Linked DNA regions of Mus musculus: region 2 is linked to region 1. The links are chromatin loops, found by intact Hi-C in ENCODE. Cell type or tissue: heart. All regions are shown on one strand.

Region 1 (8,000 bases):
AACCTAAATGAAATGCCTACAGCCTAATGCAGTAAACTCAGAGAAATCAAAAAGTAAAACACCTCAGAAGGCAGCAACAGGCAGCTGTGTTCAAGGTTAGCTTGGTTTACACATAGCAAGCTCCAGGCTACCAAGGGTGTGCTGGCTGAACAGAAACAGCTAGCTACCAATGAGCTGGAATGGTTGGCCCACAGGACTGCAACTATTGGGGAGTGTGGCCTTGTTAGAGTTCATATGACCTTATTGGAGGAAGTGTGTACTGTTGTTGGTTTAAAAAAAAAAAAAAAAAGCAAAACACACAAAACAAAATCACAATCATTTATTTGATTTTACCAATGAAGTCTTGGGAGCCAGGTGCTGGGGTGGAAAATTGCTAGCTCAGAGAGGCAGAGAAAGCACCCAGCTGACTAACCTTCCTCCTTAGCCCAAGTCCCACCAGAATGCCCTCTCTCTCACGCCATGTCAAACAAATTCCTTCAAACTCAATGTCCCTCCTTCTCCTTCCTGTGCATTTCTGTCCTCCTGACTCCTCTTGTCCTCTACGTTTCTTAATGATCCTATGCTCACTTCCTGTCACTTGCTCTGCCTCTTGACCTATGGTTGACTTTGTTTAATCCTGTTTACAATATTCAAGCAGCAAGTGCTTTGACTAAAGGTATGTGCTAAGGCTGAGCCACACAACTAAAAACAGGTTTTTCCAGTAAATACAATCTCAGGGTTCACAGTGTGATCAAGTATCTTACAACACTGTACACACTTGTAGGGGGTGGGCGTTGAGGTCTCATACTCAAACTATGCCCAGTGTGGCTCACAGTAGCTTTTGCTGCCTTCAGATTAAGATACAGAACTCTCAGCTCTTCCTCTGAAGACTATAAAACCTCTGAAACTATAAAAGCCAGCCCCAATTAAAAGTTTTCCTTTACACATAGAGTTGCCATGATCAGTGTCTTTTACAGCAACAAAAACTGTAGCTAAGAGACAGGCCTACATACCGAGACCCTGTCATTTTTAAAAAATAAATAAAAAACCTTATTTATACTGGTGGCTTAACACAAACTATGTGGTTTTTGAATGTCCCCACTTTCTAGATTCAGTACATGTAAGGAAAGTGTGTACTAAAGCAGACAGACATAGGACAAGAATTAAGAATGCAGCCCAAAAATAGGGCATGCATTTAATAAACTCACCAAGTTATTTAGGAAAGATCCAAAGTATTCAAAGGAAGGGCCGCTGTTGTGATGTGAATGAAAATGGCCTCCTTAGGCTCTTAAGGAGAGGCATTATTTTAAAGGATTAGGACACCTGGCCTTGTCAGAGTAGGTGCAGTCTTTTTGGAGGAAGTGAGAGTGAACTTTGAGGTTTCAGAAGCTCAAGCCACACTCAGTGTCTCTCCATTCCGGCTGCCCGTGGAATTCAGCTACTCTCCAGCAAGTCATTTGCCTACCTGCCACCACGCTTCTTGCCATGGTGACAAGGGACTAAACCACTGAACTGTAAGCCAGCTCCAAGAAAATGTTTTTCTAAGAGTTGTATAGTGCCTCTTCACAGCAACAGAACACTGACTGAGACAAAAGTCTTCATAAAAGGCAAAACTGTAGGTGTACGCTACAGGTGGATCTCTGTGGGTCTAAAACTAGCTCTGTTGTGCAGCCAGAGCCATACAAAAAAACCTTGTCTCAAGAAACCCAACAAAAAATGAACCAAAGCTCTTTTTTTCCTAGTGAGAAAAAAAAAGTCATCCCCTAAAAATAGACCCCATTTCTCAAAAATCTCTACCAAAAAACAACTTTTAAAAGTCATGGTAATACATGTCTACAGCCTCTGCTCTTGAGGAGAGGCAGGAGGATTGCTAAAAACTCAAATTAGCCTATTCTATATAGTGACTTCCAAGTAAGCTAGGGCTATTAAAAACAAAACAAACAAAAAGACCCTCAATTCAGACTCCCCCCACCCCATCAGGCCAGAGGTAGAAAGGAAAGCGCACAGCATGATGGTAAAAGAAAGCCAAGATACAGTTATGAAACTGGATATTCCAAAGCCCTTCTTTACAAACACTACAAAATACTCTAGTCAATTATATATTTATCCTGCCCCAGTTACTCGCTGTACTTAAGTCAAATAGCCCTGGAAGATCTCCACCAGACTTCTGATATCAGCAAGACTTCCCAGGCTTCAACCACACAGGCTCTGTAGTTCATACACAACCCGAGCTCCTTCCCACTTCAAGGTATTAACTCAATTTCCTGCTCTTGAAAATGCTCCCTTTGTCCACACACCGCACCGATCACGTTTTAAGATTTAGGTGCCTTATCTTTTTAATGAGATTCTCATGCCTACTCTCTCAATCTGTTCACTACTTCTCAGGACCCATTGTCATTTTTACTATGCGTATGTAATCATGGTTCCCTTAAATTCCACAAGGTTACAGATCACATTCCACATGGATTACTAGGACCTGGCAAAGCCTGAATGAAATAGAGCACTGTAAGCATCCAACTTAATATCCATTTGAAGCAATAACAGCATTCTTTTACATTCCTCATCACATACCTTCACCTATATTCTCTATCAAACCAACCTTTGCCCCGAAACTATACTGAAGTCGAAGAACTGAAACCTATAACTAAATAATTAATCTACATTTTCTTTTTGTCTATTTCTTTCTTCTACTACTTTTAGTTTTCTTTCACCACTTTATCTACTTACATCCTTTCTCCTCTCATCATTCATTTGCAAATCTCTCATAAGCTGCTATCGCCTCCTCTCTTTGGTTTGTGTTCTTTGGTGGTTGGCTATTTGGTCGAGCACGTGTAAAAGCCAACAAGAATAATTCCCAGCCAAGCCCCCCAGGCGCTACAGGAGATCCTCAGTGGCCACATTTGCTGGCAGGTCTACCTTACAGCTGGTCTTTCTTCATCACCGTCTTTGTAATCATCACTCTCTCCCTTATCAATACAAATGAAAGTCTATATAACTGCCTCCATAATCTCACAGCATTATTTACTTACAATGCCTCATCTCACCGATCAGTGTTTGCAGTGAAGCAAATACTGAATTGCTACAAACACTTTAATAAAGCCAAGACACCCAGCAGCCCTCCCTGGGGTTCCCATCTCACTCCATCTATTCTCTCCGATGCCCCTTTCCTTAAGCTCAGACTCCTGGTCTAAACACGCTATCCCAGCATTGTCTGTACCCATACACTATTGTCCCCAGCCTTCTGTTTCTTATGAAGCCTAAGTTATGCCATTTCTCTCAAATACTATCAAATTTACACTTTCCAGTCAAATACTCATCCTACTTACTCAAATTTGCTTCCCAAATATATAGTTCTAAATCTTTTTTTGGCTTTCTGTGACCTTTGGATTTGTATCATTTAAATATAGTAAAACTAGACTTCTACTGGGCTTTTACCAATAGCCCAGAATTGAACAAATTACCCTCACTTTCTACTCTGGTCAAGAGGACTATACAAGGGAAGACTGGTGTGCTCAGATCAGGATCTGTCCACTGGACTCAGTGCCCTCCGACTCTACCTGGAACATGTTGTCATCTCTGCTGCTGCTGCTCTGCTTGGAGGATGCCAGTGCTCTAGAAGTCTCACCAGGCTTCTGCTTCTTCACGGGCTTCTCTGGAACCGCTTGCTTTTTCCTCTTTAACTTAAAACAGGCAAGAACACACACTTGTGAAGTTCAAAACACTTCATTAAAAAGTTACTCAAATTTTTGACTTATGAAAAATATGTACATTAAAATTTTTTAACTATGAATCTAGTCTTCACATAACTAATGATAGTATTTTTACACTCTACTCTCAAAATCCCCAAAGATTCCTCAGATGTTAAAACAGTGATCTTGTGAACTAGAACCCACACACTACTCTCTGGAAAGAGAAAGACAAGCAGCCTATAACTTCTGTATAAACTTTTGGAAACCACAAATCCACCAGAAGCTTTCCTCTTATTATTTTAAGTTTTTAAAAACAAAGTATACTGGTATATCCTGTAACCCTGACTAAGGTTGAGGCAGGAAAGCTGAAGATCAAACAAAAAAACAAACAAAACCAACATATTTATGACTAAAACTGACTACTTACTAATTCTTTGTCTATTCCAAAAGGTATCTGTACTTTCTCAAGAATGTATGCTTCCAGCCTGGACTACATAGCAAGCTCCAGGCCAGTCAGGGCTACATAATTTAACTCTTAGGAGGAAAAAATAAAAAAGCATGCCTAGGTAAAGGAAGTTACTATCTTATACCAGGCACTGAAAATCAACAACTCAAAAACTTCTTCAGCACTAAGAATTGATGATGGACAGTAGTAAGACTAGTGTACTCAACCCCATATTTTAGAATTAGCACTAGTATAAAAAAATTGCATATGACCTCATTCTCAAAATGAGCGAAAAGTTAAAAAAATAAGAATTTTTAAAAACCCATGTTAAGTTTCCAGCCCAAACAGTAGAGGGCAGGCATGTTCCTTCTTAGTGGAAAGGACAAACTAGTTTAATATTACTAAACGTATATTAAATTTGTTGAGGCTAGGGCAATAATATGCTATGAAATGAAAACTATGGAAGCACCTAATGTAAATGTTTACAGAATTAATAGTACTGTGAGACAAGCTACACAGTCAGCTAAGCAAAACACAATCCTCTGAGTGGTGCACGCAGCAAGTAACCTCAGTGTCAGTGACACTCACTCTTAGAGGCTACACTCTACAAGTTCTGAAAAGACTTCAAGTACAGCTATATATGATGTTTGAAGCCTTATTTCAAAATTATAAATGATACTACAGTCTATCTGTACATTTATAGGCTCCAACTTTCCTAAGTTTTCCTATAGAGCTCCCTTTTCTTAGGGAGTACAGAGGCCAAAAAAACAAACAAAACCTAAACAATAACAAAAATTTTTTTAAAAAAAATTTTAAGAAGAGGGGGGGTTGCTGCTTTAAATAAATAAAACAGGGTCCCCATTATCCCAGGTGACCTTGAACTTCTGACCCTCCTGCTTCCGTTCCCATGGCTAGGGGATCAAACCTGGGACTTCCTGAGTGCTAGACTAGCACTCTACCAAGTGAACTATAAAACTAGCTTTGCCTGCTGCTTTTACACTTTGTAAACCACAGGTGCATTAATTACTTATTTTCAACAAAGCAAGTAAACAAATAAGGGTGAATACAATGTGTTCAATTTCTAGGATATGAATGTCTATTCAGACATAAATTTCTATTAAGACACAGCGGTGTGGAAGGAAGTCTTGACCACAAGGTGAACAGCTCTGTCACACTTCACTGCTGTGATCAATTGAGTGGAATGAAGTTGACAAAACAACGATCACCTAACACAGAAAAAGCTTATTCTGACAAAATGGGTAATTTTGTATTTGCTGTGTTGGATGACTTTATTTACTAAAAGCAAATAACTTTTAAAGTTAAAATGTACCAAAACTAAAATTCAGTAATTTGAAGAGGAGCAATGACTGAGAAACTATCAACATTAATGTTTTCATTCAAAAATCCATGCAGCCCAATAGTGACTTATACCTGTAGGTCAGACAGAGCTTTGGAAATGTTATTACCATCAGTTTGTATTTGTTGCACGTGTGGTGCCTGTATGTGGGTACATGAGGTTACAGGACAAACTTGGTATAATGGGGTCTCTTCTCCTACCATGTGGAAGAACAGAGATCAAACTCACACGAGGCGCCACAGCAGGCTAGATCAACTGGATTTTTGAATGACACGAATTTCTAAATAATGATAAGTAGTGTCTTTGGTCTCATTAGAATTCTAGTGCTCTAGAGTCTAATGAAGCATTTCTGTTGACTCTTGGTTACTAGAGGTGCTCAATGGAGGACTTGCTTAGTCTGAGCTGGGTCCCTAATCCTGAGGGTGAGGCAGAAGGACAAAAGTACAAGGTCAGCCCAACAACTTACTGAGACCCTGTTGCAAATAAAAAGTAAGAAGAAGGCTAAAGATATAGCAAGTACTTGCCTAGGATGCACTGGGCTGCCAGGCTGAACCCCAAGTACAACACAAAGACCTCTTAAATCTGATGTAAGTCCTGCAGATGAGACTAGAATCTAATATTCTACTCAAGGAATCCATCAGTCATTTATCTTTACAAAATTACCCTTGTAGATTCTCTCACATTCTGAGCCCAGCATTGGTAACACCATCCCAGCGTCCCACCCACCCCCACCCCCCAGGGAAATCCCAGGTGTTTGGAGAAGTCTAGGATGCATAGCAAAACCTACTTTAAAAGACTGACAGGCCTTTCCCTTCAAAACTCAATGTCAGCATTATAGAGCAATTAATGCACCATACATTTTGTTCTATAAAAGAACTTGGTAGAGTAAAAGTTACCTTTTTTTCAACTTCGCTGTCCGAATCACTGCCTGAAGAGCTTGAAGAAACAAGTTCCTTTGATTTAGGCATTCTGAAAGAAAAAGACATCACATGAATAATTTACAAGGTGTTTTAGTACCTTCATCTTAGCTCTCCCAGACCAAAAGAAAAAATTAACTTCCACAGCTCATTCTGCCTTTTTGTGGTACTGGAGTCGTTACACAGAACACATGTCTAAATTGCAAACAACAAGCACAGCCAATTATTCTGAACCCAGTCAGAAAAAAGAAATAAAAGCCATGTGCACATTCCTTCACCCTTCTCAAAGTCAATGGGCCTTTTTAACAACTGATTTTTAGACAGGTTATAAAGTTTGTGGGTAGACTACAAGAAAGCAGCTGAGAATAATGACCGTAAAATCAAGAGAAATGTACATAATTCCACTCACATTGAGGGGACCAGCTCCAACATAAACAGCTTGCCCATGTAAGCATAATACCTAATTAATTTTGCCCTTATAAATCATCTTTTACATGTTCTGTATACACTAGTTTTTACTTTGTGGCCACACTATCAAAACAACAGGCAACAATCGGAGTTCACAATGTTATACACAATTCACAATAATTTTGCACTGATTTTCTACTTAGGGAAATATATAAAATGTGAAGGCTTTATGTGCAAGGCAAAACTCACCAGACAGGCACACAGTGCAGAGCCTGCTGTTTATTTACTGCATAAAACAAAGGGCAGACAACTCGTCTAACCCACATTTCAAGAAGTCCTTAGGCAGGTCCTAACTACTTTTCAAGATACTTACACCAAATGGTAAAACCAGGTAGCAAAAGCTATTTACCAAACTATCTTCTGCTCTCTCCATCTAAATAAACTTACTAACTTCTACATGGCTTAAAGGTCCTAAAAAACACAAGATTCTGTAAATGCTCAAGAAAGATACATCAATTCCTACCTCCTACATCAAAAAAATTATAACCCAGCTCTCTAAAGACCAAACTGGCATTCAATGTGCAAAATAGGAGGTCAAGGCAAAAGTGAGCTACCCAAATCCTGCCCACGACTCTACACAACTGGCCAGTCCGTTAGAGGTAATACCTAAACTCAGGAGGGAGAAGGCTCCTAACCAGTCCCTTCGCTTTTCCTCTTACTGCTCCATTTCACAACCCGACCTCCAAAATCAAGTTTCCCAAGCTAGCTCGGTCACACAACTACACAAAGCCTGTTTTTTGAGAGGGAATTGCACATAAACAAATCTTTCGCTTGCAAACAGCCAGCCATATCTATCTCCCATTACGAAAAGCTGTCTGGGGAACTAAAATTACTTCAAAGAACCACGTCATTATCTAACCTAAATCTACCCAATAAGAAAACAATGTTTGTTACTGGGAACTAAAGCCAGCCCCGTTCCCTACACTTGGACTTTTAACTTTAATGAGGCTTTACTGGGGTGGTTTCTTGGAGGCCGGGGGGCGGGGGGCTTCGTAATTCGAGCAAAAGGTAACTAAAAGGGGTGACCGTAGTTTATAGACCGACCAGTCGGTGCCCGGGGCTGGGGAATACTGAAAACATCCCAGAGTGCGAGGCTCTCGAGGGCGAGCCGGCGCGTGGCACCGTGGGGGTCGCGGCCAGGAAGC
Region 2 (8,000 bases), 64 kb after region 1:
GAACCTTCACGTGTGAGTCTTTGTGAGACATGTGCTTGCAGGTCTGCTGGGTATATACCTAGCAATCATATGGTGGTGACTCTGTGTTAAGCTTTTTTGAGGAACTGCCATTCTATGTTTGCAAGTGCCTGTATCATTTACCCATATGTTTCCTTCAACAATGTGGAAGGATTTTACTTTTCCACATGCAGGCCACCTTTCACCATTGACTATCATTTTTATTTTTTAAATCCTTCCAGCCATGGAACAGTATCCTACTTTGAGTATAGTTCCCTGGTCAATAACGATGCTGAGCGGTTTTTCAGGTACTTCCTAGCTAGTTGTGAAGTTTCTCTAGAGAAAATGTATTCAGTTCTCTGCTTTCGTTTTCTTTTGAGACAGAGTCTTGCAATAGCTTCACCCACCCAAGTGCTAAGGGTTCCAGGTGTGTGCCGCCAGGGTCAGCCAGCCAGTGGGGGTATGCCAATTGCTCAGACTGTTGGTTCCAACTCCATGCTAACTACTGAGCCTATTATATACAGAGCCAGGTTAAACGCTGCTTCTCGTCTGGTAGCCATTAGACCCACCCCAGCCAATGTAGGAATCTTCTGGCATTGCAGATGCAGTATTTTCACTTCCTGAAGGGTTTATGTCTCTTCCTGTTCCCACATTCCAATACACAGTTACCAGAGTGAATGGTCCCTATATTTCTGAAAGCCAAAAATGAGGTTTCAGATCACACCAGTGGACACCATATAGGTCTTTGCTGCATGAATTTGGTTGGTGTCCTTCCAACCTCAGGCCTGTGAACTGAGGGGCTGTGACTATCATGGTGCCTCAAATCAAGCCTCTGTTCACCAAACCTGAAGCTTTGGCTGGCTGTAGTTAGTCTGACTGCGGTGGGTCTGGCTGCTTACTTTTGTTTCTCCAGCCAGTGTGGACACAGATATGCAGGCAGAACTCCCATTCACATGACCACGACTTCCCTACTTTTTGGTCTTAGAACCTTTTGCGGCTCAGTGGGCTTCTGTGTGTGGCTGGAGCAAATTTGCTGACACTATATTCAAACTTAGCATTGAATCACTTTACAAATATTTCTTCATTCCTTTTAAGTGGAACTGAAAGAGTCGTGCCCTCTTACATGTTAACATAGATGGCATTTTAATAAAAACACTTTTTCAAAACAAAACGTAAGAGTGACTTTGTTTTCTATCTTAGGGAATCTTTCTTATATCGATTGGACTATGAGAAAGCTGGATTTTCATGTCAGCTCTTCACTGGATCTGTTTCATTTGTTGTTTTGTTTGAATTAGGTGAAGAAAATCTAACTTCCCACAGATAAGCAATTGAGAAGGGAACAAAAACATATTCAAGTTTTTTTTTAAGCTGGATAGTCTATGGAACTACACTAAAACTAGGAAAGACTCTTTCCCCCAAAGTTCTGTTAAAATGAAAACCCTGGCATTCTTTAAAAGATTTTAGTTTTTATTATGTGTCTATATGTGCACTTCTGGGTGTATCCGTGCACATGAGTGCAGTGCTTACAAGGCCAGAAGAGAGCAGAAGAGGGCACAGGAGTCCCCGGATCCAAGGTGGCAGTCAGTTGTGAGCAGCCCTGCTGGGAACAGAACCTGAATTTTCTGCAAGAGCACTGCATGCTCTTAATCACTGAGCCAACTCTTGGGCCTGAAGTCAAGCATTTTGATGGACATTTGTGTTACCTTAGAACCCACTGCATTTTGTTCTTTGTTTTCTTATTTAAGACCCTGTGTGCACCTCCTCCTCTCCTGTATCTCCTGGCTCCTCAGCCCACCTGAGCCCTTCTGATCCTAGTATTGGACCTCTCATTTTCATTCTGTTTGTATTCCTTCACCTTTCCCATCCCGCGCTAAACCCTCTTTCTTCCCTCTGCCCTGGCCTCTGTCTAGATTCTTGGCATCTACAGTTCCTCACACCCACATCAATAAGAGGCTTCTTCTTGCAGAAGATGGTAATTAACACAGAGACCCTCACTGGACATGTCAAAGAATGAGAGACTTTGGAGCACCCAGCCCTAATGGAATGCCATCATCAAACCTCTCCACTCAGGGCTCAGGGATCAATACAGAAGAAGAGATGAAGAGGAAAGATTGTGAGAGCCAGAAGTGGTAAGTGGCTGCAAGGGAGCCAGAGGCTTGCAGACACAATCTGGCTGACGCACGTATGAACCACAGAGAGCGTGCACAGGACCTGCACAAGTTCAAGGCGGTCTTTACTTTGCTTTCCATTGTAAGAGAATCTGGTTCCTCCCGACATGTTTTATGTCTTGGCTCCGTTGAACCCACATTGACACTGGGTCAGCATACCAAACTGTAACACATACCAAGAGACATCAAACTAGCATGCCCTTGGGCTGGTGCCCATGCCCTTTTCTCTGGATGAATCATCCTTCAGGTCCCAGAAGCCCCCAGAGGACTTGGGTCCATACTACACCCTCTCCCCAGCCGTCACCTCTGGTCCAAATGTCGCGTCCTCCAGACACTTTTCCTTGACTTCACCACAGGGAGAATTAATAGTGTTCACTTTCTGTGGTCCAATACAGTTATTTATAAATGAAATAAACCCTCAGCATTCATAGTTCAACACTCCTTGCTTAGCCAACTTAAAAATCATTCTAGCAACTGTTGTGCCAGAAAGCATCTGTGAACCTCAAAGACCACCAAGGAGCCGTCTCCAATGTAATAGCATTAGGGTCTGTTTATCACAAGCTCAGGCTTGGGCTCTCCCCCAACCCAAACCTGACACAGCAGGACAGGAAGGGAAGGTGGAGCAGCCTCAAACCCTCAGCAGGACAAGTTTTTATAGGAAAACAGGAACAAGTGAGGGGGTGTCTGGTCTGGCAAGCATCGAATAGAATGACTATAAGCCAACAGGTGGGTGCTCTGAAGCAAGACCATATACAATCACAAACCGTCTAAAAGTACATCTGAAACAACCAGACTAGTCTTTGATTAACTGTTGCTAAGAAATACTTAGGGAGTAACTCTAGGGTATGGGCCAAGGACAAGCCGTGGAGTCCTCCCTGGTACTTGGGTATAGCTCGGGTTCTGCTGCAGGTCAAGTTCTCAGGCTTTTTTTTTTTTCCCCCTTTAAGATGGAGGCCGGTCCCAAGATGGAGTAGGTTTGGCCTCTCACAACAAGTCCACAACGTGCCATCATTTGACCAAAGCAAAAGTGAGAACTGTTCTTTGAAAAGGCAGGAAAAGAAAATGAGTCACCTGCCATTGGAAGCCTCTTCTTACTCCAGGCATTGGGGTGCAGATCGAGCACCTTCTGACTGGGTTCAGCTCTAATGACAATATGCATTTGGGGGACAGGGCATGTAGCTCAGTGGTAGATTGTTTGCCTAGTATGTGTGAGGCCCAGAATGGGGATGGGGTGGGTGTCCTCATGTGGGGTGTCTTCATGTGACGATATTTATGCTATATAACAAAAAAACCTTATAGCCTGCATGAGATCCTAATTCAATCTCCAGCAGTTAGCACTGGGGGGATAAAGTAGAAACAAAGAATCTGAAGATGTTGGCTTTAAGGTTTGCGTAGCTCTTCAACAATGTCAGGAAATGGAATCAGTGCCATGAGCAGACTATGTCAAAAACAGATGCACATATTGGTCTCGTTCCATGTCAGAATCTATTGAATAACAATACTCTCATGGGCTGCATTGGTTTCTTGGCAGCAATTTGCAAAGTAATCCCAACTTTCTTGATATCTGGCCAAGGCAAACACATGTTCTGTAAGTCCAACTTTAACTGTTAATAGTAACTTTTAGATCACTCGTTACACATCTTGCAATAATATATGCATGCTTATCAATAAAATATATAGATAGGTGTGTGTGTGTGTTTAAAGAATTTCCATAGGGAGTGAAAGAGCCCACCAAAATAGTGTTTCTCAACCTGTGGGTCATGACCCTCTCAAAAGTCAAACAACTCTTTCACGGAGGTCACACATATCTGATAATCCTGCATATTAGATATTTACATCTCTATTCCTAACAATAGCAAAATTACAGCTGTGAAGTAGAAATAAAAAATAATTTTAGGGTTGGAGGTCACCACACACACCACGAGGAACTGTATTAAAGGTTCACAGTATTGGGAAGGCTCAGAACCACTGATCTGGAGCCTGAGAGGTGGGAGTCAGGGAGGGCTAAAGAGTCTCTGTTGGGGGTCAGATAGCTAACCTCACTGGAGGTCTGCTGTGGAGTCAGCATTGAGAGGCACTCGGAGAGATGCTAAAGCAACCTGCCAGACTACGGAAGCTGCAGAAGCCAAAGGGAAGATGGGGTTCAGAGGAGCCAACAGACTGATGGCATGTCCCGATGTTCAAATGGGCAGACAGACAGCTAGCAGTCTCAGCAGTGGGGACTAAGCTGAGCTAAGCCCCTGTGACAGTGGGGAGGTCTCTGCCTGCAGGTTCCTTGATGTGCACACGGGGCAGTCAGATGGCAAGTAGGTGGGGCTATCCTGCCATCAATGCGCTACTGCATTGTTATTAGACGCGTTCTCACGACCGGCCAGGAAGAACACCACAGACCAGAATCTTCTGCGGCAAAGCTTTATTCTTACATCTTCAGGAGCCAGAGTGTAAGCAGCAAGAGAGCAAGAAGCAAGAGAGAGCGAAGCAAGAGAGAGAAGCAAGAGAGAGAAGCAAGAGAGCGAAGCAAGAGAGAGAGAAAAGCAAGAGAGAGAAAAAACGAAACCCCGTCCCTCTTAAGGAGCATTCTCCTTCGCCTCGGACGTGTCACTCCCTGATTGGCTGCAGCCCATCGGCCGAGTTGACGTCACGGGGAAGGCAGAGCACAAGTAGTCATAAGATACCCTTGGCACATGCGCAGATTATTTGTTTACCACTTAGAACACAGCTGTCAGCGCCATCTTGTAACGGCGAATGTGGGCGCGGCTCCCAACATCTCCCCCTATCCTTTTAATAAGAGCAAATAGGCCACCCATATTAATGAGAGTGGAGATAGAGGTCAAATCCCCAGTGTGTAGGTAAAGGAGCCATGTACAGGATTAGCTCTTAGGCTTACAGGCTTTTACCCAGAGCGACCCTGACCTGCTCCCGTGTCGTTTTGCCTGGGGGAAGGGAACTAGGACACTGAACCTTCATGAAAGATGACATGTCTCCCTAGAATAGGCTCATATATGCCGCAGAGCCTTTCCATTGCAGTGCTTAGCCTTGCAACTCTCTCGGGCTGCTGAAGCACACTCACTCTATCCCGTGCAATGAGACTAGCCTCGTGGGATATAAGAGCTGAGTGGCCAGCGACCTATTGCCTAAGCATAGATAACCATATATCAGGGGGAGCTCCATGTTCTAGTCCTGCAAGCGCCTGGGCAATAACCACCTTGTCTCTCCTAGTTTGGGCCTTAAGCTTACAGACCAATCAAAGAAGCAACACTAATCCACAGCAAAGTGTATCTCCAAATAATATTAATCCCACCCATTTTTTAAAGAAAGAAAATGCTGAGGAGATCCAATTGGGTAATCCTTTGGTCAGGGACAGGTCCAAGCGCGTGGAGTTGACCTGAAGTCTCAATTCCCGAAGGATCTGTTCAAATTCAGCCATCCAATTCTGTAACATATACTGAAAAAGACTTTTTGACAAATTAGCTGCCCTAGTAAATTTAACATACTGAATGGAAGTAACACACAATCCCGGAAACTTTTGTTCACATCCCAGCTGAGTTATTTGCCATAATACATCTAGTTGTTTCTGGACAAGATCTATGAGTTGATTAACCAGCATGAGGCCTCTCTGTATCTTGACATTAGCTGAGGCCTGTTCATCTATGACTGTAGTCACTGAGGCTGACAAAGTGTTAATGGTGTCAGTCGTCTGGACCTGTCCAGACAGAGCCAAGGCTGTCTGAATTAAGGCCAAACCCAGTTCCTAGTTAGTGGTAAAAAAGCAGGAGAATACTTGAGCATAATACATCACCGTCATTGGGAGTGGAAATGTCGACATTATCCCCCAACGCTGCTCTCTCTTTATTATTGACGCCCTGGACATCACCAAGACGAGGGACATTAGTATTCCCTTGGTCAGTCTGGATTTTTCGGGTGAGTCTTTCTGGTACCCAAAATGGGTTGTCTTCATTCTGTGGGAAAACACAGATAGCTCCCCTGGATCTTATCAAAATAGGATCCGGGCCATACCATTTATTATCAAGGACATTTTTCCATTTAACCATCTCATTGGGCCTATCTGGCTCTGAACAATGACGTTCAGCCGCAGTATGGCCATGAGCATCAATATTTAAAAAATTGAGTGTAAAGAGTGCCATAGACACAGACACTCTTGGTGCTCGGGGTACAGTCTCCTCAAAAGTTCCCCTCTTCTGTTTTATAAGATAGGTTTTGAGGGTGCGATGCGCACGCTCAACAATACCCTGTCCTTGAGGGTTGTATGGAAGTCCAGTCAGGTGGGTCACGTCCATCTGACGGCAGAACTGTTGGAATTTTTGAGACGTATAAGCTGGTCCATTATCAGTCTTAAGGAGTCTGGGTTTCCCCCAAGCACTCCATGCCTCAAGACAATGTTGAATCACATGTGAGGCTTTTTCTCCAGTTAACGGAGAAGCAAACATGATGCCAGAACATGTGTCAATGGACACATGGAGATATTGAAGTTTTCCAAAGGAAGAAACATGTGTAACATCCATTTGCCAGACCTGTAGAGGTCGAATACCGCGTGGGTTAATTCCCACATGAGGAACTGGCAAGAACTCACAGCAGCTTTGACATTGAGTAACAATGTCACGGGCTTCTTTTCTTGTCAAGGAGAAACGACTGCGTAATGTTTCAGCCGTCACATGAAAATTGTTATGAAAATTTCTTGCAGCCTCTACCGGGGATGATAGGGCAGCAGCCACCACTTTAGTGGCCTTATCTGCCAAATCATTTCCCAGAGCCATGGGGCCAGGTAGGCCTGAATGGGCTCTAACATGAGTAATATAAACAGGAGATCTTCTAGATAACAAAACTAATTGTATCTGCTGAAAAATATTGGCAACTCTACTGGAAGGCTTAATCACTCCAGCCACTTCTAAAAGATTTACTGCATTAACCACATAATAGGAATCTGACACAATATTAAGGGGTTTTAAAAAGGTTTTTAAAACTTCTAAGACCACTAAACATTCTACCACTTGAGGTGAATTTTCATTATACTGTTTGGATACCACTTTACCATTAGCCACATAGGCACCTATGCCAGTTTTTGATCCATCAGTATATACCACAATCCCATTTTTAAGTGGGTTTCTTACTGTTATTTGTGGAAACACAACAGATTGATTTTGGGCAAACTGTAAGATTGGATGTTTTGGATAATGGTTATCTATTTTTCCTGAAAAGGAGGTAACTAAAACTGCCCAATCATTAGATGTGGCTGCCAAGGTTTGAACCTGTGCAGCGGTATAAGGTACAATTAAAAGATATGGACTTTGCCCAAAGTGGGTGATTGCTGCTTTTAGGCCTTTAAGGGCAAGCTGTGCAATTGCATCAGGATACCAATCTATTATTTTAGCTGGGGATACGTTTGGATGGATCCACAACAATGGCCCATTCTGCCACAAAACTGCAGTTGGCAATTGTGCTGTCTTAAAGACACACAAACTGAAAGGCTGCGAATCCTCAATACGTTGTAATTGTGCATTCTGTAAGGCCTTTTCCACCTTTTGTAAGGCCTGGTTAGCAGCTAGAGTAAGAGTCCTAGGGGAGGAGATATGAGGATCTCCTTCTAAAATACTAAACAAAGGCCTTAACTCAGCGGAAGGAATCTTTAAAAAAGGTCTAAGCCAATTAATATCTCCCAACAGCTTTTGAAAATCATTTAAGGTATGGAGGTGATCTCTTCTTATCTCTACCTTTTGGGGCACAATCTTATCTGGGGACACCACAGAGCCCAAGAATTGTCCTGTATCAGAAATTTGGACCTTTTCTGTGGCTATCTGTAAACCCCACTGACTTAAA

The links. Peaks named below come from ENCODE experiments on the same cell type or tissue, not always from the same donor. Only the 100,000 strongest peaks of a DNase experiment are listed, where the experiment ranks them.
Region 2: it touches region 1 in a loop (1.9-fold over the local background); 6 of 42 quality-filtered maps call a loop at or near these places.

Annotation. Positions count from the first base shown.
Region 1 is chr15:11,987,423-11,995,422 of GRCm38, forward strand. Sub1 (SUB1 homolog, transcriptional regulator) reads right to left here. Exons shown (of 5, transcript NM_011294.3): 2 at 6,367-6,439; 3 at 3,537-3,659. The coding sequence starts at 6,438. Among named protein-coding and RNA genes, the nearest start is that of Sub1, 4.6 kb to the right of the region's middle. In heart, a CTCF peak has its summit at 4,458 (motif pointing right); no DNase peak of the experiment used is centred here; H3K4me3 peaks cover 1,526 bases; H3K27ac peaks cover 445 bases.
Region 2 is chr15:12,051,422-12,059,421 of GRCm38, forward strand. No RefSeq gene overlaps it. Among named protein-coding and RNA genes, the nearest start is that of Gm34759, 25 kb to the right of the region's middle. In heart, no CTCF peak of the experiment used is centred here; a DNase peak (open chromatin) is centred at 3,620.